Linked DNA regions of Homo sapiens: region 1 is linked to region 2. A link is a loop called in an ENCODE intact Hi-C map of the cell type or tissue named here. Cell type or tissue: GM12878. All regions are shown on one strand. Each heading gives the region's core, and the rest is flanking DNA. Links, peaks and the distances in the headings are about the cores only.

Evidence for each region. Peaks named below come from ENCODE experiments on the same cell type or tissue, not always from the same donor. Only the 100,000 strongest peaks of a DNase experiment are listed, where the experiment ranks them.
Region 1: it touches region 2 in a loop (2.5-fold over the local background); 2 of 110 quality-filtered maps call a loop at or near these places.

Annotation. Positions count from the first base shown.
Region 1 is chr5:169,601,395-169,612,649 of GRCh38, reverse strand. SPDL1 (spindle apparatus coiled-coil protein 1) reads right to left here. Exons shown (of 12, transcript NM_017785.5): 11 at 11,025-11,255; 12 at 7,872-8,590. The coding sequence ends at 8,443. Among named protein-coding and RNA genes, the nearest start is that of SPDL1, 23 kb to the right of the region's middle. In GM12878, for the core only: no CTCF peak of the experiment used is centred there; no DNase peak of the experiment used is centred there; H3K4me3 peaks cover 552 bases.
Region 2 is chr5:169,666,683-169,677,937 of GRCh38, reverse strand. It overlaps DOCK2 (dedicator of cytokinesis 2), which reads right to left. Exons shown (of 52, transcript NM_004946.3): 3 at 8,610-8,650; 4 at 7,341-7,396; 5 at 6,764-6,860; 6 at 3,493-3,641. Among named protein-coding and RNA genes, the nearest start is that of DOCK2, 35 kb to the right of the region's middle. In GM12878, for the core only: a CTCF peak has its summit at 6,149; a DNase peak (open chromatin) is centred at 6,667; H3K4me3 peaks cover 1,196 bases; H3K27ac peaks cover 3,124 bases.

The DNA.
Region 1 (11,255 bases), core at 1,822-9,821, 65 kb after region 2:
ATCCAGGACCAGACAATTCACAGCTGAATTCTACCAGACATTCAAAGAACTGGTACCAGTCCTATTGACACTATTCACAAGATAGAGAAAAAGGGAACCCTCACTAAATCATTCTATGAAGCTAGTATGACCCTAATACCAAAACCAGGAAAGGACATAAGCAAAAGAGAAAACTAGAGTCCAATATCCCTGATGAACATAGATGCTGAAATCCTTAACAAAATAGTAGCTAACTGAATCCAACAACATATCAAAAAGAAAATCCACCATGATCCAGTAGGTTTCACACCAGGGATGGTTTAACATACGCAGGTCAGTAAATGTGATACACCACATAAGCAGAATTAAAAACAAAAATAGACGATCATCTCAATAGATGCAGAAAAAGCATTTTACGTAATCCAGCATCACTTTATGATAAAAATTCTCAGTAAAATCAGCATACAAGGGACAGACCTCAATGTAATAAAAGCCATCTATGACAAACCTACAGCCAACATAATACTGAAAGTTGAAATCATCCCCTCTGAGAACTGGACCAAGACAAGGATGCCCACTCTCACCACTCCTCTTCAACATAGTATTGGAAGTCCTAGCCAGAGCAATCAGACAAGAGAAAGAAATAAAGGGCATCCAAATCAGTAAAGAGGAAGTCAAACTCACTGTTTGCTGATGATGTGATTTTTTTTACTTAGAAAACCCTAAAAACTCCTCCAGAAACCTCCTAGAACTGATAAAAAAAATTCAGCAAAGTTTCCAGATACAAAATTAATGTACACAAATCAGTAGCTGTTCTATATACCAACAGGGACCAAGCTGAGAATCAAATCAAGAACTCAATTCCTTTTACAATAACTGAAAAAAAAAAAGAAAAAAGAAAAAGAAGAACAACTTAGGAATATACCTAACCAAGGAGGTGAAAAATCTCTATAAAGAAAACCACAAAACACTGCTGAAAGAAATCATAGATGACACAAACAAATGGAAACACATCACATGCTCATGGTTGGGTAGCATCAATATCGTGAAAATGATCATATAGCCACAAGCAGTCTACAAATTCAATACAATTCTCATCAAAATACCACCATCATTCTTAATGGAATTAGAAAAAACAATTCTAAAATTCACATGGAACCAAAAAAGAGCCCGCATATCTAAAGCAAGTCTTTTCATGGTTTCTGAATAGAAGTCTGATAGAATTCTTATCTTCATTTGTCTCTAAGTAAGGTATTTTCCCCCCCCTCAGGCTTCTTTTAAGATTTTTTTTTGTCTTTGATTTTTTGAAGTTTGAATATGATAAACCTACATGCAGTTGTAGATTTTTTAGTATTTATCCTTCTTGGTGTTGTTTTGAGCTTCTAAGATCTGTAGTTTGGTATCTGCTGTTAATTTTGGAAAAATTTTAGCCATTATTATTTTAAATATTTTTTCTGTTCCTTTTCCTCTCTCTTCTTCTTTTACTAATCCTATTACATGTAATGAAATGTAGACCTTTTGTAATTGCTTCACAGTTTTTGGATATTCTTTTTTTTTTAAATTTGTTCTTCTCTTTTCAGTCTGAAAAGTTTCTATTAACATATCTTCAAGCTTACTTGAAGATTCCTTCCTTGGCCATGCCCAGTCCTTTGATCATCAAAAACAATCATCAAAAGCATTCTTCATTTCTGCTACAGTGTTTTCGATTTCTAGCATTTCCTCTTGATTCTTTCTTAGAGTTTCTCTCTCTTGGTTTACATTACCCATCCATACTTGACTGCTGTCCACTGTTTCCATTACAGCTCTGGGCATATTAGTCATAGTTATTTTAAATTCCTGACCTGATCACCTAAAATTCCTGTCATATTCGAGTCTGCATCTGATTCCTGCTTGATTCTCTACAGTGTGTTTTTGCCTTTTGGTATGCCTTGTAAATTTTTTTGAAAGCCAAACCTAATATATTGAGTAAAACGAAGTGATGAGTTTTTGTTTATCTGGCTAGGGTTTTGGCTGTGTTTGTTTGCCGTAGCTATGGTTTAAGCCCAGTTTTTTGAGGGTTTTATCATGAAGATATGTTGACTTTTTTTTTTTTTTTTTTTTTTGAGACTGAGTTTCACTCTTGTTGCCCAGGCTGGAGTGCAATGGCGCGATCTCAGCTCACCGCAACCTCCGCCTCCCAGGTTCAAGCAATTCTCCTGCCTCAGCCTCCTGAGTAGCTGGGATTACAGGCATGCACCACCATGCCCAGCTAATTTTTTTTTTTTTTGTATTTTTAGTAGAGATGGGGTTTCTTCATGTTGAGGCTGGTCTCGAATTCCCGATCTCAGGTGATCCGCCCACCTCAGCCTCCCAAAGTGCTGGGATTACAGGCGTGAGCCACCGCGCCCGGCCGATATGTTGACTTTTATCAAATGTTTTTACAGCATCAATTGAATTGAATTTTTGTTCTTCATTCTGCTGCTAAAATGTTATCACATTGATTGATTTGTGTATGTTGAACCATTCTTGCATCCCAGGGATAAATCCCATTTGGTCATGATGAATGAACTTTTTAATGTGTTGTTGAATATCCTTTTTTGGGCTATTTTAAAAATAATTCATTGTGTAAAAACTTGGGTTTGCTGCTGATAGCCTTTTGAACTCTACAGCCTGTGGCTGGGGGAGAGTCATGCAAGCACTCCCTTAGCTGCTTTGGCTGGTGTCCTGGTAGGTCATGTGCCCCCCAGTCCACTGGCTCTGAGTCCTGCTCAGCAGCAGGACTCACGTAGGAGTTGCAGTCCTTGTGACCTAGTCTGAGTTTCAAGTTGACTTAGGATGCCAGAATACTTTAGCCTGGTGGTGAGGCTTGTCGGAACTCAAGTTCTGGCTGCTTGGATATGCAACTCCCCTCTGGCTAGAGCTAGTATATATGCTCCCTCTGTGGGTGGGCACCAGCTGAGTTACGCTAGTTTTGCTTTCCACTGTGACAGAGCAGCACTGAGTTTAACGCAAAGTCTAATAATTGCTGTGCTTTTCCTCCCCAAGCACACAGATCCTTTTCTCTGTGCCATGTGGAGGATGGCAGAGAGGAGGAATCAGCAATTCAAGACTGTCTTTCCTACCCCCTTCAGTGCCTCTTTCAGTAATATGAAGCTAAAATCAGGTACTCTGAGTGCTCACCTGATTTTTGTGATTTTTAGTTGTTATGAAGGTTCTTTTTTTGTGTGTAGATAGTTGTTAAATTTGGTGTTCCAGTGGAGCCTTCTATTTGTCATCTTGCTCCCCACCCTTCTGCGGGATATCTTTTTACCCACTAAATAGTGTCATTTGATGCACAAAAGTTTTTAATTTTGATGAAGACCATTTTACCTATTTTTTCTTTTGTTGCTTGTGCTTTTCATGTTATATATAAGAAATCATAGTGAAATCCAAGTAACAAAGATTTAGCCTTATGTTTTCTATTAAGGGTGTTATAGTTTACTTCTTACATTTGGATCTTTGATTCATTTTGAACTTATACTTACATATGAGGTGATGTAAGGGTCTAACTTCATTCTTTTGCATGTGGTTATCAAGTAGTTCCAGCATCATTTGTTGAAGAAACTCTTCTCTCCCCATTAAATGGTCTTGCTACCATTGTTAAAAATCAATTGATCATACATGTATAGGTTTATTTCTGATTTACTTATAGTCTCATTTATTTCTCAATTATATTCCATTATCTATGTCTATCTTTATGCCAGTTCCACACTGTTTCGTTTCTTGTCTCTTTACTAAGTTTTTAAATAGGAACATGTAAGTCCTCTAACTCTGTTTCTTTTTTTTTTTTTTCAAGATTGTTTTGGCTATTGGGGTCTCTTGCAATTTTGTATAAATTTTAGAATCACGTTTTCATTGGGGTTTTGATAGGAATTGTATTGAAGCTGTAGATCACTTTGGGTATCCCCTGCCAAAATTCATATTTCAAAATACGAACTCCCAATGTGATGGCATTAGGAAGTGGTGCCTTTGGGAGGTAATTAGATCATGAGGGCTCCACCCTCATGAATGGGGTTAGTGCCCTTATAAAAAGACACACAAACTTATTCTCTGTCTCTGCTCTTCAGCATGTGGAAGATACAAGAAAATTGCCATTTGCAGACCAGAAAGTGAGCCCTCAGCAGGTACTGGATCTGCTGGCACCTTGATCTTGAACTGTCTAGCATTCAGAACTGTGAGAAGAAATGTTAGTTGTTTAAGCTATCCGGTCTACAATAATTTGCTACAGCAGTCCAAACTGACTAAGACAGAAAGTATTGCCATCTTAACAATATTAAGTCTTTCAATCCATGTACATGAGATATCTTTCCATTAATTTAGGTCTTTAACTTCTTTCAATAATACTTGGTAGTTTTCAGTGTGTTAAAGTTTCACTTCCTTGGTTAAATTTATTCCTAAGAGCTTGTTCTTTCTGGTGCTGCTTAAATAATTTTCTTAATTTCATTTTCTAATTGTTCATTGCTAGTGTGTAAGAAAACTAGATTTTTATATGTTGATTTTGTATACTGCAACTACTGAAATCATTTATTAGCTCTAATAGATTTTTGGAGAATTCTTTAATATTTTCTATGTGAAAGATGATGTCATCTGTGAATATAGATATTTTTACTCCTTCTTTTTTGATTTGGATGCCTTTTGTTTCTTTTTCTTGTCTAACTGACTTGGCTATCAATTTCAGTACAACGTTGAATATAAGTGTCAAGATAAGACATCCTTTTCTTGTTCCTGATATTACGGGAAGAGCTTTCAGTCTTTTACCAGTATGATTTTTTCATACTTTCATTATTTTTTTCATTAATGCCCTTTAATTAGTTTGGAAGTTCCTTTCTATTTCCAGTTTGTTGAGTGTTTTAAAAATCATAAACATATACTGGATTTTTTCAAATGCTTTTTCTGTGTCAATTGAGGTAATCATGTCAGGGGTGTTTCCCCCTCTTTGTTCTGTTACTATGGTGTGTGTATTGGTTCAAATACTATCCCCCCAAAATTTATCCACTCAGAACCTCAGAATGTGACCTAATTTTGAGTATGGTCTTTGCAGATATAATTAGTTAGGGATCAAGATGAGATCATACTTAGTTAAGGTGTCCTTATAAGAAGAGGAGAGGACACACAGAGATGGAGATGTGGGCTGTGTGAAGACAGCCAGACATTGGAGTGATGGCTAAGAATGCCAAAGATTGCTGGGAGCCACCAAAAGTAGGGAAATATTTCTTCTCTATTGCCTTCAGTGGGAGCAAGACCATGCCAACAACTTGATTTCAGACTTCTAGCCTCCAGAACTATAAAACAGTACATTTTTATTGTTTTAAGCCATTCAATGTGTGGTAATTCATTTCACCAGAAACTAATACAGTATATTACATTGGTTTTCCTGTTTTAATTTACCGTTGCATTCCTGGGACAAATCCCACTTGGTCATGGTGTATAATTCAGTATGCTGCTGGATTGAATTTGCTAGTATTTTTTTTATAGATTTTTTGCATTTATATTCATAAGGGATATTGGTTTGTAGTTTTCTTCTGATGTCTTTGGCTTTGGAATTAGGACAATACTTTCCTCATAGAATTAGTTAGGAAATAATCTCCTTTGATGTTTTGGAAGAGATTGAGACATACTAGTTTTAGAAAGATAAGCTCTTTTTTAAGTATTTGGTAGAGTTCACTAGTGCAACCATCTGGTCCTGAGCTTTTCTTTTTGAAAGTTTTTTTGATTACTGATTTGATTCCCTCTTTTAAAGCTCTATTGAGTTTTTTTTTTATTTCTTCTTGAATAAGTTTTCGTAGTTTGATTCTAGGAATTTGACTATGTCATCTAGTATACATAATTTGTAATTGTTTATAGCGTTCTCTCATAACCCCTTTTACTTCTATAAGATTGACAGTATTGTCCCTACTTCCATTCCTTATTTTAGTAATTTGAGTCTTTTCTCCTTTTTCCTTGATCAGTCTAGCTAAAAGTTTATTAATTTTGATTTTTTCAAAGAACAAACTTTAGGTTCCATAGATTCCATTGTTTTCGTGTTCTCAATTTCATTTGTTTTTGTTCTCATCTCTTATTTTCTTCCTTCTGCTGGCCGTGGATTTAGCTTTTTAGTTTTCTCTTCTTGTTTTAGTTCCTCAAAGTATAAAGTTAGGTTATTAGTTTGAGAGCTTTCTTTTTTAAAATGTAGGCATCTCCAAATATAAATTCCCCACTGAGGGCTTTTGCTTTCGCTACACTTAACAAGTTTTGTTATTGTTGTGTTTTCATTTTCACTCATTTTAAAATATTTTAAAATTCATCTTCAAAATATTTCCCTAGTGATTTCTTCTTTGATTCATCTGCTGTTTAAAGAGTGTATTGTTTTATTTCTACATAGTATTTGTGAATTCTCCAGATTTTCTTGTTGTTGATTTTTAATTTCATTCCATTGTAGTCGAGATACTTTTTCAACTTTTAAAATTTATTGAGACCAGATTTGTGGCATAACATTGGTCTGTTTTGCACAATGTTCTGTGTACACTTAAGAAGGTGTATTCTCCTTTGGGTGGAGTATGCTACATATTTCTTTAGGTCTAATTGCTTTATAGTGTTATTCTGAACGTTTCTGTGAGGATGTTTTTGGGTGAGATCAGCATTTAAATCAGTGGACTTAAAGCAGATTGCCTTCTCTAATGTGAATGGGTTTCATCCAATGAATTGAAGTCCTAGATGGAAAGACTCACCTACCCCAGCAAAGGGAAATTCTGATGCAGACAGCCTTTGAACTTGAACTGCAGTGGCAGTTATCTCCCTGGGTCTTTAGTGTGATGGCTTTCGGACTTGAACTCATCAGCTCTTCCCTTCCCTGGTCTCCAGTCTGCTGGCCCACCCTACAAGTTTGGACTTGCCCCCACAACCATGTGAACCAATTCTTGAAAGTAAATCTTTATATACACACACATCCTATTGGTTCTATTTCTCTGGAAAACCCTAATTCTCCTACCTATAGAATATATGAAATTGTTGTAAAACTATAATCATTTAAATGAAAGAGTATTTGGAAAGTTTAGAATTAAATCTATCTATCTATCTATCTATCTATCTATCTATCTATCATCTATGTATGTATATATGCAGATGCTCCTTGACCTACAACGGGGTTACAATTCGATATACCCATAAGTTGAAAATATTAAGTCAAAAATGCATTTAATACACCTAACCTAATGAACATTATAGCTCAGCCTAGCCTGCCTTAAATGTGCTCAGAAAACTTACATTGGTTTACTACTGGGCAAAATCATCTAACACAAAGTCTATTTTGTCATAAAGTGTTGAATATCTTATGTGATTTATTGAGTACTGTACTGAAAGTGAGAAACAGAATGGTCATATGGGTACTTGAAGTACAGTTTCTACTGAATGCATACTGTCTTTGTACCACTGAAAAGTCGAAAAATCATTAAGTCAAACCATTGTTATGTCAGAGACCATCTGTATATGTACATATAATTAACCATAAAATTATATATAAAATTATACATAAGGGAATTAAGAATTCCTGAGGTTTCTTTTTTCCTCTTATTTATTTCCCCCACTTTTTTTTGAGACAGGGTCTTGCTGTGTTGCCCAGGCTGGAGTGCAGTAGTATGATCACAGCTCAACTACAGCCTCGACCTCCTTACTGGGCTCAGATGATCCTATCACCTCAGCCTCCAGAGTAGCTGGGACTACAGGTGTGCACCATCATGCCCAGCTAATTTTTTGTATTTTTTTGTAGATATGGGGTTTTGCCATGTAGCCCAGGCTGGTCTCGAATTCCTGGGCTCAAGCGATCCACCCGCCTCAGCCTCCCAAAGTGCTTTTTACTCCCTTTTGATAACATCCTGTTACCTATAGAGAGTAAGAAATTTAAGGATAAATCACTGCAGTTTTATTTAAAATTTTAGACAAAATTTAAATCATGTATATAAATACAAAGATGAACATTGGTTCTTTAAACACTGACAAAATCCTGAAACAATATAATGTATATATTTTAAGCCACATTTCCTATTTTTACAACATAGTTTACAACCTTCCCATTTTTACAACATAGTCTAAAACTAAGTTTATAAAAAAAAGTACATAGGAAAATATGATTGAAGCATTCTCAAATACATGGCTCTGAGGGTAGATTACTTGTTTTTTATCATTTAATCCATATACAATGCAGCAAATAGATACATTAATTATAACATTTTCCTTCAATTAATAGTTTATTCACTGTCATAGAAGCTCCATGAAGGGGCATCACTTAAGAAGCTCTCCAGGTTAGAGTCAAGCAAATTCTGAACACTTGGTCAAAGGCACATGAAAATGCCAGGTCCTGGCACAATGAGTAAATAACCCAGAAGGTGATATATGTCAGATCAAGACAATCTTAAGCACCATAGTAACTTTTGAGGCAAGTGGCACCGTACTCTTATTAAAGACAAGTCTTTACTGTTGAGGGCACTGGGTCTCTGGAGTAGATTTAGAAGACACATATAGAATAGGGTGTAATTTCTTACAAGTTTCTTTTTCCAATTTGCTTGAAGTTTCTTTTCCTTCTTTAACTTCTGTTTGAAGCTTTGATTCAGCAGCTAACCTACAGGCATTAAAGCATCCACTCTGAATTCAAATGTGGTTATGAAGGATTGAAGAAACAAACCCCCAGTATAATGGGCCTCCAATAAGGCATGGTATTCAAGGAAAAAAAATATAGTTGACTCTAATACTGTAAGAATATTAAGTCACTGGCTGTCTAAAAGTCTTTTTATATCAATAGGCTCAATTATTGTTATTATTACTTTTTGAGACAGAGTCTCACTCTGTCACCAGGCTGGAGCGCAGTGGCATGATCTCGGCTCACTGCAACCTCCGCCTCCCGGGTTCAAGCGATTCTCCTGCCTCAGCCACCGGAGTAGCTGGGACTATAGGTGCGCACCCCCACATGCAGCTAATTTTCGTATTTTTAGTAGAGACAGGGTTTCACCACGTTGGTCAGGATGGTCTTGATCTCTTGACCTCGTGATCCACCTGCCTCAGCCTCCCAAAGTGCCGGGATTACAGGTGTGAGGCACCACGCTGGGCCAATTATTTTTTAAGTCTAAAGAATATCTTTAAAAAGTCATGGCAAGCCCTAAATTAAAGAAAATATGACAGGGCACCTATCATGATAAGCACACCTAACACAAAAACTGAAATGTTACAGCAATATTTTAATGTTAACATGACATACAAAAGGCAAGACAAAAATAACATGGAATCTTGGGCTGCATGAATAGATGTCTATTTGTTTCATATTAAAAAATTGAGTTTCAACTAGTAGAATAAAGAAAAGATAAACAGTAGAGAGATTCTTAAAGGCCTGTAAAGATTCTCGGTAACAAGAACACCAATTAGTTTTGTAAAGCATGCAATAGTGAAGTTCCCAATAAAAGCCATATTTATTGTTCCAAAATTATCTTAGGATTGTGTATCTAAGTTAAACAGGCAGAAAACAAAGAGTCGGAAACATTTTAAGTTAGCAGATGGACTCACACACACACACACACACACAAATGTTTTGTGGTATTTTATTTTTTGTTTAACGAACAAGACAAAAAGTTTCCAACGTGCTACTTGAGTCAATTAGCCACATACATTTGCTTAAGTGATTTTTTATCAAGCAAAAAAAGGCAGAAAAAGGAATGAAGACAATACAGATAGCAAGGCTGGCACTTATCAATTCTGGAAATCCACCTCCAGAAATATACACTGGTCAAGGATGTTTATACAATGCATCACATATAAACAGGCATAATCTGCTGGATTCATTTCAGAACTCTTTGAAACCATGGGTATGTGGCAGATACTCATTTGAAGTTACTTTTTCCTTAAGAATGGTAAGCTTTTATTTTATGTGACTCAGAGGTTATAACATTCTATAAAAATCCAAGGAGGGAGTAATAAAATTACTATGCCTTATAATAATAGCAGCTAACATTGTTAAAGTGCTTTTACTGTTGAATATTACATTTAGTAGCACTGAAGACTTGGAGAGAAATCAGATAAAACATATAAGCCCTTTTAAACAGGGCTGTCTTACTCTCTCTACTCAAATGCACATTAGTAAAATGTCTTATTAATCTGTCTCCACTCTCTAAGACTAAGGTAGCCCTAGTAGCACCTTCAACATCTCATTTCATAGGAGATAATCTAGGCTAGTTATTGGCACATCTTTTTGAATGTCTAGATATTTGTTTTAAATGCCTCTAACAATCCCATTGCATGCAGACATCCTTCATCTTTCTTTTACTTTCTTCAATTTCCTCATTCACTTCTCCTGCTGCGCACATCCAGAACTCGAGCCTCAGCCACTGCTACTTACCTTTCCCTTCCATTCACTTTCTCTTACCTTCTGACCTCAATTATTTTTATTAAGACAAAGCCCTTGGGACATTAATTCCTTCAGACACACATATCTGACGCTATTTCTTTTAGTCACAAACTCAATTATGCAGAAACTAGAGGCTTTCAAGTTTTGGAAACAATGAAAATGAGTTAGCTTTGATATGTAAAAATGTCAAAATAAGTATTGAAGCCCATTTTTGAATGCCTAGGATAAGCAATTCAAAAGACATAAAAAATTCACCTAAGTTTCCTAGAAGGCTGAAATTTCTTAGACTACTGGAAAGCCCTTTGAGAAAGTAAGTTAATTTTTCTTTCATGGCCATGCTTGAACCAGGAGAAAAATAACAGTACATGTATTCAAACTGATAAAACATTCAGAGATGTGTTAAACTGTGATATTCCCTTTCATGAAACAGAAACGTGTAACTTTTTAATGTGATTGCCTTATTCAAGAGTCCTTTCCCTTTGCAATCAGTTTAGTCTTTCTTAAAGTTCTGGAAAAGTTGAAGGTAGGTAGATGAAACTGAGGAATTATACTGCATGCAATTGTAAGAAAGTAGATAAAGAAACAGACAGCACAGTTCATGCAGCGAGAGAGGAGAGATGGAGAGGTCTGCTGGCTGCCTGGAGGAAAAGAGGACACTGACCTGGGAGAGTTAGGGGTGTTTCCACTTCTTTCACTTAAGGCCTCAGCGTCAGCGGGAACTCCTATGAGTTTCACACATTTCTTTTCCTTCTTCAGCTGCATATCCACGGGCAGATTTTTGTGAGGAGAGAGACTGACTACTGGTGTGTATATAGAAACTGATTTTTCTAATTGCAAGTTGTTATCTTCTAAACTGTTAGGGCAGGACTGTGTCTCCTCTTTCTGAGGCGGT
Region 2 (11,255 bases), core at 2,287-10,286:
AAAACACACAGCCCCTGCACCCTACACAGCTCCTGCATGCCTCCCACATCCAGCTTCCCTTTTTGAAACCCCTGCCCTCAGCCCAGAGTTTTGAAGTGGTTTCCAGAGGGGTGAGCCTGTATGTTTCCCCATGGCTGGCTTCGGAAATAAAGTCACTTTCCTTACAATGCCCTGTGTCCCCGTTACTGGCTTTGCAAGCAGCGAGCAGCAGAGCCTGCACTTCATTACAAAAGGAGAACCTCACTGGTTACATCGGTTTGCAAACTTTGAAGAGACAGTCTCTGTCATGTCTGGAAGGTGCTCTCTCTTTGAAGACGGAAAGGACATGTTGGGTTTTATGCCTCACAGGGCCAACATCATACATATTCAGCAGGTTTAGGGGAAAAATCATACATATTTATGGAGACAAGAGCATGCACAACGGGTAAACATGTATGTAACATACATCCCATGTACACTTTGGGGTGGGGTTTATTATTAAAATAAGATGAAACTTGGCACTTTACATCAAAAGGTGAACTACTGGACACAGTTTGCGGGCAGCCTTCAGCTAGCTGAAACTGACTTAAGATTTGCAGTTCTTTATCAAAAAAAAGAATGTTTAGCAGGCCAGTCCTCTGTCCACTTAGAGTTATAGTGGTGTGGATGTAAATCAGAGTTAGGAAGGGTCTGATAATTTGCCTGATAGCTCCTATTGTTAGGGAGTTTGACAAGAGTGTGTTTTTCTTGTAGCTGTAGGAATTTAGGGAGTTGCCATGCCAGCTCCCCTGAATGCTCAACCTGACCCATAGGCAGCTGTTGTTTCCTTAACCTTAGAGTCCATCTTAGTTGATAAAGAGGCACCTGTGTTGGTTTCTCAGCTCACACACCTAATCACTCTTGAGCCTCACTTTCCTCACCTGAGAAACAGGGTGAGAATAGTGCCTACCTCATAAAGTTGTTTTGATACTTCACAGAGTTAATATATGGAAAGTGCTTTAAATGGTGCCTGGTGTACAGTGAGCGCTTCAGAAGTTATCACTGGTTCTCATTGCTTGCTTTTTGATTGTTGTTAAAAACAGAGACTGTATTGTGTATGTGTCTGTACCCTGTACCCTTGGGGCCTACCAGGTGTGCAAAGAAAGTTTGATATCTGAATGAAGGAACGGAATGAATGAGAGAAGAAACAAGCTCATTCTGATCACTCCTCCAAGGTTCAGTTCCACTTTGTGCCACCCCCACCCAATCTCCCAGCTGCTGGAAGTTGGAGGTGGGTGTTCCCAGGCTGATCCTGACACTTGGCCCAGACGCTGGGCCTCCTGGATTTGAGGAAGCTGCCCATCCCATACCAGAGCTCTGAGCACCTAAACTATCAGGCCAGTGATAAGTTGCCCAACTCTCTCGCTTGCAGCTGAAGCAGTCAGGTGAATAAGGGGGCCCCTGAGCTTGAGGTCTCAGTCTGTGCCACGGAGCATCCCTCACTTCCCCAAAGGAAACTGACAGAACTAAAAGCACAGGGCTATAGGTCAGAGGATGCTGCAGAGGAGGGGCTGGTTTAGGGAGGACCCTCTTTCTTCTTTTTCTCCCATCACCACCATTCGCCCACTCACTCAGTTGTCACTCACTGAGAACCTACTATGTGCAGACCTTGTTCCAGGCACAGGCAGAGAGGTGCTTTAGACAGTCAACATCTATAGGATCTTCCACAATAGGAGGGAAGCCAGGCCAAAAAGGAGGCAATTACTACTCAGGGCCTTCAAGAGCACCTACCCCGGGCCAAGGCGGGTAGTGGAAAATCAGGGAAGGCTTCCTATGAGTAGTGACCACTTCTTCCATTCCTGGTCCTTCTTCTCAGGAGCCCCCATTGAGAAAACAACATTTGAAGGTCGTAGATGTCATTGTAAAGCAGCCCTCAATTCCCACACACTCAGCTGCAACTGTGCTCAGCTAAAGACATCATGGAACCAACGGCAGTAGCAGCTGCGGGGCAAACCCTTCCTGTCACTTTAGGATGATGTGCTTTATAAGCAGATTTGGACACGCTTGCCAGATGCCAATGGGGCATCAGCAGAGGGACTGTGTTCCTGGGATGGAGACCAGCTGTGAGTTGGAGCCATTGACTTTCCTCTCCGAATCCTCCCCCTAGTGCTTATGTCAGGGCAAGAAAGCCTGGCCTGGCTGCTGGGGAAACTTCTTTTTATTCCCATTAAATGGGCTTTTTACTTCCCCCTCAGGCCCTGTGTTCCAGCCTTCAGACCCACTTTGCAGTTCCTTGAGTATGCCATGCTCTCTCATGAGCCCCTGACTCTCCTTTTTTAGCCTGCTTAATATCTCTTTATCCTTCAAACTTCAGCTCAGGGGTCGCCTCCTTCAGGAAGTCTTCCTTGACTTCCTTCTCTAAGGCTCATTAAAAGTAACTCTTGCTTCCTGAGCTATCGAACTTCTCACAGTACATATCAGCAGTTTACTTGTGGCTTACTCCTAATTGGAACTGTGACCCTTTAGTGGACAGGGACTTTTATTTCTACAGCCCCAATACCTAGCAGGAAATCCAGCCAACTATAAGTCCTCAATACATGTTTGTGGTAGGAATGAATGAACAAATGAACAGAATGTTTGGAAGCCATTCAAAAGATCAGGAGGGAGGGAAGGTCCTTATAGTTCTCAAATGCTATCCAAGTAGCAGAGTGGTGAGGCCCTGGACTCCACTCCAGGAGGCCCTGGACTCCAGGTGGACCCTGGAGCCAGACTGCCTGGGTCTAAGTTCAGATTCTGTCATTTACTAGCTGCGCGACTCTGGACAAGTTACCTACCCTACTGAAAACCCTCGGTTTCTTTATCGGAAAAAAGTGGGGATAATCAAACTGCATACTCCATAGAGTTATTATAAGAATTAAATGAGACAATGCCTGCAAAACACTTAGCACCAAGCCTGGTGTACAATGAGCTCTGATTAAGAGTTACTTATAATGTTATTATCAGTGGGTTGTCCCACCTCAAATAATTGGTTCATTTTCTCCTTAACTTCATAGCATTCAAATCCAACCAATTTTTACTTCTCTTCCCTTTTGAGGAAACATTTTTGTAATTGTGCATTTGAGTTAGTTGATGGTGTGTGGGTTGGCTACTTTAGGATGGGGGAAGAGACATTAAGTCTCACATTGGGATTTAAGGGAGAGTTTTGCAAATGCAGGTATAAAATGACAACTAAGCTGAAAGTGAACCAGCATGACTATGCTCCCTAGTCCATCGGAAGTAGGTTAAATGAGTGTCCTAAATCTCTCAGCCTGGTAATAACACCATGTTAAGTACAAGCCTTCTCTCCACCTGCATGTCCCTAGGTCCCCCAGGGGTGGTAACAACGGCACGCAAGCACAGCCATTGGTCACAACCTTCTCCCAAACAGAAAGTGACAAAATTGCATCTAAAAATGAAAACAAGCTTCTGGGGAGAGAGGGAAGAAAGAGGATGGCTGGGGGAAGAAAACCTCTTTGCAGAGGAAAGAGAGGTTACTTGTTGCCATAGTCAATTTTGGACGTGACTTTCTGCTTCAGTTCCTTCAGCTCATCCTTGGGTAAGGTTCCTGAGAGAAGCTGGGACCTCCACTCCATCAGATCGTACATCATGGACTGCACCTGGAGAAAACGCTCCTTTTTGCTGGCCTAGGAGACAAGAAACAACCCATAATTACCTGTGTTAAAGGGGCATGACCATCTATTTGGCAGGCTGTGCCAAAGTCAGGTGAGTGTGGTCAAGGGCCATGGCCTGAGGCTCTCTCCCTGCCCTACCCACTACAAAAGGATTAGGTGGGGGTCCTAGTCGTTGATGTATTTATTCCCCGTGGACCACAGGGATTTCCCAAAAGCAAAAATAAAAATCTCAATCATTTCTTGGTTAAGGAATGAGTGATTTCTGACTTTATCTAAAAAGATATTTATTGAACAGGAATGCTACGAACATCTGCCCTAATGGAGGTCCCAGAGCTCAGGCCTTTTGAGGCTGGGAGCCAGGGCCATTTCTCTGGTGATAAAGGACTGCTTCTAGGGCAGCATTCTCCAAAGTGTGGCACGCGTACCACCTATGGGAAGCAAGATGGCTCTTCGTGGTACAAAGATACAAGGTCAAACAACATGGATCCCTAGGTGATTCTCTCCCACTCCATTTCCATCCTTCTGTGTAAGGGAAAGAGAAAGTTGCAGTTTCATAGTAATATGTCTCTAACACCTCTCACATATTGTTAATGTCTTTTTTAACAAACAGAGAGAAAAGGTTTGGACTCAGAGCTTTTGACAGGTACAATAGCAAGCATGTTCCGGAGGCTAAGGCGGGAGGATAGCTTGAGGCCAGGAGTTTAGCACTGCAGTGAGCTATGATGGTCCCACTGCACTCCAGCGGGGGTGACAGAGCAAGACCCTGTCTCTAAATTTTTTTTTATAAAAATAATGTTATCTTGTTTTCATTGTATTTAGATGAATAATGTTCTTCTAATTGTGTCAAGTACTTTTGTCTTTCCATTTGGGAAAGTGTGGGTGGTATAATTAAAAAAACAACAACAAAAAAATATATATATATACACACTTGATTTTTGTCCTTGGTTCTTGAAGCAGTGCTCCTAAAACTCCTGCAATGACCAGAGTGATAAGAATGTATTTTGTTATTCCTAACAATCCCCTTTCAATGATACCTGAGTTTATGCTAATGAGGTGATTCTAGGTGGGCCCCTAGATAGCTTCAGGATGAGGGGCTGGTTGCAGAGGAACCAACTAGGAACCAAACCCCCAATCACATGATTAGAGGGTTGGAACTTAGCCCCACTCCCCTCCACCTGCCCCACCCCAACCTCTGGGAGGGGAGGGGGACTGAGGATTGAGCTCAAGCACCAATAGCCAATAATTTAATCAATCATGCCTGTGTAATGAAACTCTGATTAAAACTCTTGGTTAATAACATTTGAGGGGCTTCCCAGAAGGTGAACACATCAATGTGCTGGGAGGGTGGTGTGCCGAGGACACGGAAGCTCTATGCCCCTCTATGCCTAGCCCTGTGTCTCTTCCACAAGGCTGATCCTGAATTACATTCTTTATAATAAAACCGTAATCACATGTATAGCACTTTCCTGAGTTCTCTGAGTTGTTCTAACAAATTATGAAACTGGAAGTGAAAAAAGGGGGTGCCCAGGCAGGGAGGGGTAGTGAGAATCCCTGAATTTATAGCCAAGTCCAACAGAAGTTCAGGTAACCTGGGAACCCAGGACTTGCGACTGGCATCTAAAGTGAGGGCAATCTTGTGGGATTGAGGCTTTAAACCCATGGAGTCTGGCAGTAACCCTGGGTAGTCAGCGTTGAACTGAATTGTGGGGCATCTAGTTGGTGACGGGGAATCAAGAACTGCTGGAATGATGCAGCATGCTATCTCATTCTTTATGTCTATAGATTCAGGTTTACTGAAAGGAGATCCAAAGCAGCTATTAAGTAAATATTACACAGGTTGTATGCAGATATGGCAAGAATCAGGAATGTGATACCGAAGTACTAGATGTTGAAGGATCTCCTGACTAGAGTAAATGGACTTACTGCTATTCAAAGATTTCCTAAGGGAAAATGCCAAGCTTCAATGGTACGTGTGATTGTGATGTTTTAAAAGGGGTAGTAGGCCGGGCGTGGTGGCTCATGCCTGTAATCTCAGCACTTTGGAAGGCCAAGGTGGGTGGATCACTTGAGGTCAGGAGTTCAAGGCCAGCCTGACCAACATGATGAAACCCCATCTCTACTAAAAATACAAAAAATTAGCTGGGCGTGGTGGCGGGCACCTGTAATCCCAGCTACTCAGGAGGCCAAGGCAGGATAATCACTTGAACCCAGGAGGCAGAGGCTGCAGTGAGCCAAGATCATGCCATTGCACTCCAGCCTGGGCAACAGAGCGAGACTCCATCTCAAAAAAATAAAAAATAAATAAAAAAAAAAGGTCAGCGTATAGTGGAGATGAACAAAAAATTGCTTTAGCCACAAGGATACTATTTTTCCCCTACACTTTTCTAAAAACTTTGAGAAACATGTAAAATTGAGTGTGCCAATTACATCTTCATATTATGAAATGTCCACATGGGAGTCAACATTTAAGACCACGAAAGGTAAGTCTACAAATCCTGTGCATACACCAGCAGGTGTCCACGGTGCCATAATAAACATGCAGTAAGCCTTGGTTGACATTTTCACTCTCAGCTTAATGGTTTGCTTAGCTAATTGCTTTCATTAGGAGCTTTAGAGCATCAAAGGAGGATTTAAAATTAGATTTGCTTCAAAACAGGGAAAACAAATGCAAAAATATATTCTTTGTTTTTCCAAAGTCAAAACTTCTTCATAGATGTGAGGACAATAGCCATTGGTTAAAGTATAAGAACAGTATTTCTCAATGTGTTATCAGCAGACTAGCAAATCAAATCTGAGTTTATTAAAAATGCAGATTATTAAACCCCTTGGGAGGAAGCTTTATTTTTAACAGTTCTTAAGGTGATTCTTATGCATGCTCAAGTTTGACAACTTCTGCACTAAACACCGAAGGTTCACAGTAGACTCCATTGATTATGGCTCTGTCACTAGCTCTGTGGCTTTGAGAAAGTCCCTGATCCTCTCTGGGCCTTGATGTCCTCACACGTAATAGTGTGCGCTCTGCTATGTCACCAAAGCCACCTCCACCTGCCTGACTCAATGCTAAAATGAAAACTGGAACCAAACTGAAGATTGCAAGAAGCTTCCAACTCAGGGAGCAGAGTTCTGAGTCTCACCACATAGAGTTGTTTCCAGATGCTTCCCCATTCCCAAAGTGTCGTTGTCACTTCTTGTGCCAGAGGAATTTCTGCAGGAATGATGTTCTCAGTATTTCTATTTAAGGTGGGAGAAAAAGTGGTGTGAAATTGAGACCCAGGTGCTAACAAGATAAAACACCAACAAATTTGCATTAAGCTGCAGCTGCGGAGGGGCCTTCCTGACATTAGACTAAAACACCTCCAATAGCCACACCAACTACATTATGCAAATACAAGGGACTTGCTTTGTTATGTCCTCCTTCGCTAGGGTGGGCTCATTATTTAGGATTAATCTACTTTAATACAGTTCTAAGGTAGCTGCCAGCAAAAAGTTTGATTCTCCAAACTAATACCCCCTCAGAGTCAGATCTCAGTATGAATCAATTTGGATTAGATCTCCCATTGAGTAACGGAAAGGAGACCCACAAATATACACAGGCACAAAGAAGATAAGCTGAGCAACCCTCAGCTCTTCCAAGTCAGATTTTCAAAATAAACAGGACAGAGACATCCATGAGCCACTGGAGGCTCAAGTCTGGTGAAGAATGGCAAATACCTTCTTTTCTCAACTGTCACTTCCTTGATGTGGATAAATGACTTAGGAAAAATGCCCTGTTGGAAACAAAACAAAACAAAACAAAATAAAATAAAAAGATATATCACCACAGAAATGAATGACCCTACGTCTTTATAATTTTTTTCCAAAAGCTACTGGCTTATAAAATCCCCAGACTTTAAAGGAATAAACCCAGAGCCAGATAGAACAGGGGCTGGATTCTAAATCTACTTGTTTAGATCTGGCTTTCCCTCCAGTTCTCCATCAGTTGCTCTAGATCCCACAATAGCCCTAGATCTCACCATAGCCCTAGATCCCAAGGGATGCTCCAACCCATTATGGCCACTCATCCTGCAGGTGGGCTATAAGACAGTATCGTTTGAAAGACAACCTAAACCACTCACTGACTTTAAGCGAGACGAGGAGCTCTGCTTCTCCCATTGCCTGCCCGATTCCGGAAAGCGGTCACCCTTCACAGTCAGGAACAACTGGAAGGTCAGAAATAACTGGTCCTGAAGCAACAATGTTCCTAGGTGCATTTGGGCTAGTTCGATTTGAGACCTATTCTGCCTGCATTTATTCCATTGTTCTTTGAGAGAGCAGAATAGGACCATCCCTCCCGACACAGCATGTCAGGGAAGAAGGAAGAAGCTTCTATTATTTCCTTACTCCATACATTTGGCTCAGTTAACAAGGTAAGTTTATCAATTACTTGGAAATCCCTTCATAAATGCAACCAATGTGCATACTGGGGACATCTGGTCACTGTGCTAGGTGCTGTGAGAGAAAATGAGACAAGCAAAGCAAGCGCCTGCTCTCATGGAGACAATAGTGAAATGTGAGGTTAGAACAAGAGAACCCCTCAAAAGTAGAAATCAGGCCTGTCCTTTCTGTGTTGACCTGGGTATACGGATGAGGAGATGACTGAATGCTGCAAACAACTCTAAAGGAAGGCAGTAGAATAAATTTCAAATTTATAACGCACAATTCCACAGAGACTCGAGGAAGGGAGAAATCATAAGTGAGTGGCATATCAGGAAAAGTTGCAGGGAGATGGCACCAGAGATGAACCTTAAAGAATGAGGGAAAGTGGGAGGGAGCTGAGCACAGCGAGTGACAAGGCACAGAGGTCAGAGAGCACAGGGCACAGGAGGGAGAGATGGATTCCCTTTGCTGAGGAGCAATGGTGGGAGAGACCTGCTCAGATGGGATAGCGGGGCCATATGAAGACCTCCAGTACTGACACAAATAAAAACCAGGTGACCTTACCTGTAACATTTTGTGCTTTATGAGGTATCCCCTATACCAGTCTGCAAAAAGAAAACAAAGAAACAGTTCCCTCATTTATTACAAGTTTGTTGCTAGTGTTTTTCTGTTTTGTTTTGTTTTGTTTTAAACTAGTAAAACTACTGCAAATTGCTTTAGACCTTGGGTACAGATCAAACTCTGGAAGCTCATAGTCTTTGAAATCTGTTGAATTGGTTGCCAACATCTCAAAATAACATCTAAAAATAGACTTCATATAAAGGTGCTCCTGATTTTGAAAAATCAGGAGCCCCAGTAGTGCTGGCCAGTGCTCCCAACTGGCTGGGAGGAGAAAAGCAGCAGGGTCCACCAGACAGAGCATCTGCCTCCAGTCCACCAGCCTCAACGCAGCCCCTCCCTTGTGTCCATTGCCTTCCTGGGCCCTGTGACCATCTGCATGCTTTCAATTCCTGCCTTCGGGACAAAGAAATGCTCCTGATTTGGGCAAACATCCTAAAATAACACTGACAGTTCTAACAGCAGCAAATAGTGTCTAAAATGCGATTTACAAAAGTTAGTCGTTACAAAACAAGTAAGTTTAGGGACAGATAAAGGGACAGGGATTTTAAGAGATCTACCCTTTGCAGGAATATTATATTAAAAAATGTATCAATGAGCAGAAATCCAAATTACACACAGTCCTCAGACAAAATACGCCTGAGTGCAGCAAGTCCTGATGACTGTAATGAGTCGGCTGGCCTTTGAAATGATTCCAACACAGCCAAGGAGTGGCATTTGTCATCTTTGTAAATAAAACGCGTCTGTCAGGAGCCTCACTAGCAGACCCCTCATTACCGGGCTGACAGATTGTTGATGAAATATGTTCCCAACAGACATACAACCAAGCCCAAAAACAAACAACTTAACATGCAAAGTCACCCTTCATAGTCATGAGCCAGCCTGACGGCCAGGTCCTAAAGGAAACTCTGAAGCAACAGGGGGCCGTGATAGCTTCTTTTTGAGTGACAGAAAGTGAGAGGAAGGAGAAAAGGAGAAAGGAAGGAGAGAGGAAAAACAGAAGGAAGAAAGGGAGGTTGGAAAGAGAATCTCAGGTGGGAAATAAAAATACCATTCTAAGCACTCTTTATATATTAAGCCCTTCAATATTCATAACAACCGCATGAAGTAGGAACGGTTATTATCCTGTTTTACAAATGAGTGGCCTACCTGAGGCACAGAGAAGTTAAGTGACTTTCCAAGGATCACACAGCTAGTAGGTTGCAGTGTCAGGTTTTCAACATAAGCAACTATCACCTATGCTTCCTATATTATGAGGGAATGATTTGATGGTTACCTAATATTAATATTTCCAACTTCTCAATGTCTAAATCTCCAAAACTAAATCTCCACTAAGCTACTTTCCACCTGAATACTTCCAGTGATGGAAGATGTTCTACTTCATGAAGCATCACATTCTATTTTCAGTGGCCTCTAATTATTTGTCAATAACTGTTGAAAAATAATCCATAATTAACAATACTGCTTATACTTTCTAAGTGCTTCCTATGTGCTGGTAACTCTGTTGACATTTTTTGTTTTGTCTTATTGTAAATTAATCTTTACAACAATCCTATTAAGTAGGTACTATTACTGCTTCAGCTCTGCAAATGAAAATAGACAGGCACAGAGATTAAGCAGCTTGCTGATGGTCACACAGCTAGTGGGTGATGCAGCTGAGATTTACACTCAAGCAACACCCTGCTGCGCTGTGCTACAACAACCTCCTTTAGTTGCCCCTTTTCACCAACTAGACAGAAATGCAACTTTGTAATATTATTATTACCTGTCTTTCACTGGTCACCTGCAACATGCAAAGCTGTATGCTAAACGTTGTACAGGCATTCTCTCATTTAATCCTCAGAGCGACACTGTGAGCTAAGTATTATCATTCCCATTTTATAGATGAGGAAACTGATATTCAAGTCAATTGATGGGCTGGGCCAAGATCATACAACCAGAGTTCAAACTCAAGCTTATGTGACTTCAAAGCCAATCCTTAAAGCTGGTTGGCCACATTGTCTCCCATGTGATGGGGTTAGAGTGCAAATAGAGATAGGGTCATCTGGTAGCAGTGACTTGAACCCACATGATGGCTAAGGTCACTAAAATCCACCAAAAAACAGAAAAACAATCGAGGGACCAATAGATGGTCCCTACACAAAGCTCATGTCCACATCTGCATCTCTGTGACAGGGACTCCATTAAGGTAACTTGTCTTCCTGGATCCAAGGAGTTTGCCTGCTCTGACCCTCAAAACTCGGTTATGTGTGTACGTCTTATAGGTTTCCTAATTCTCAGAGTTGCACCTCACTCCTGACGACAGGATTCTGCTGACACTTACACCCAATATTCTTATTCTGGCTCCCAGGTTCAAGTTCAATCAATATTAATTGTGCACCAACTATGTATATTGCACTGGGCTACATGCTTCCAGGGATAAATCCCCAGGGATTCATTGCAAGAAGGCTTTATCTCCACTTGCTGGATGGTGACACTGAGATCAAACAGGTGGGGAAGAAATTCCAACACATTCTTTAGCAGAAAAGCAGCCAAACCAGAATCCAAACCCATGCCTAGTGCATCAACTGCATCCGGACTATCCTTATGACT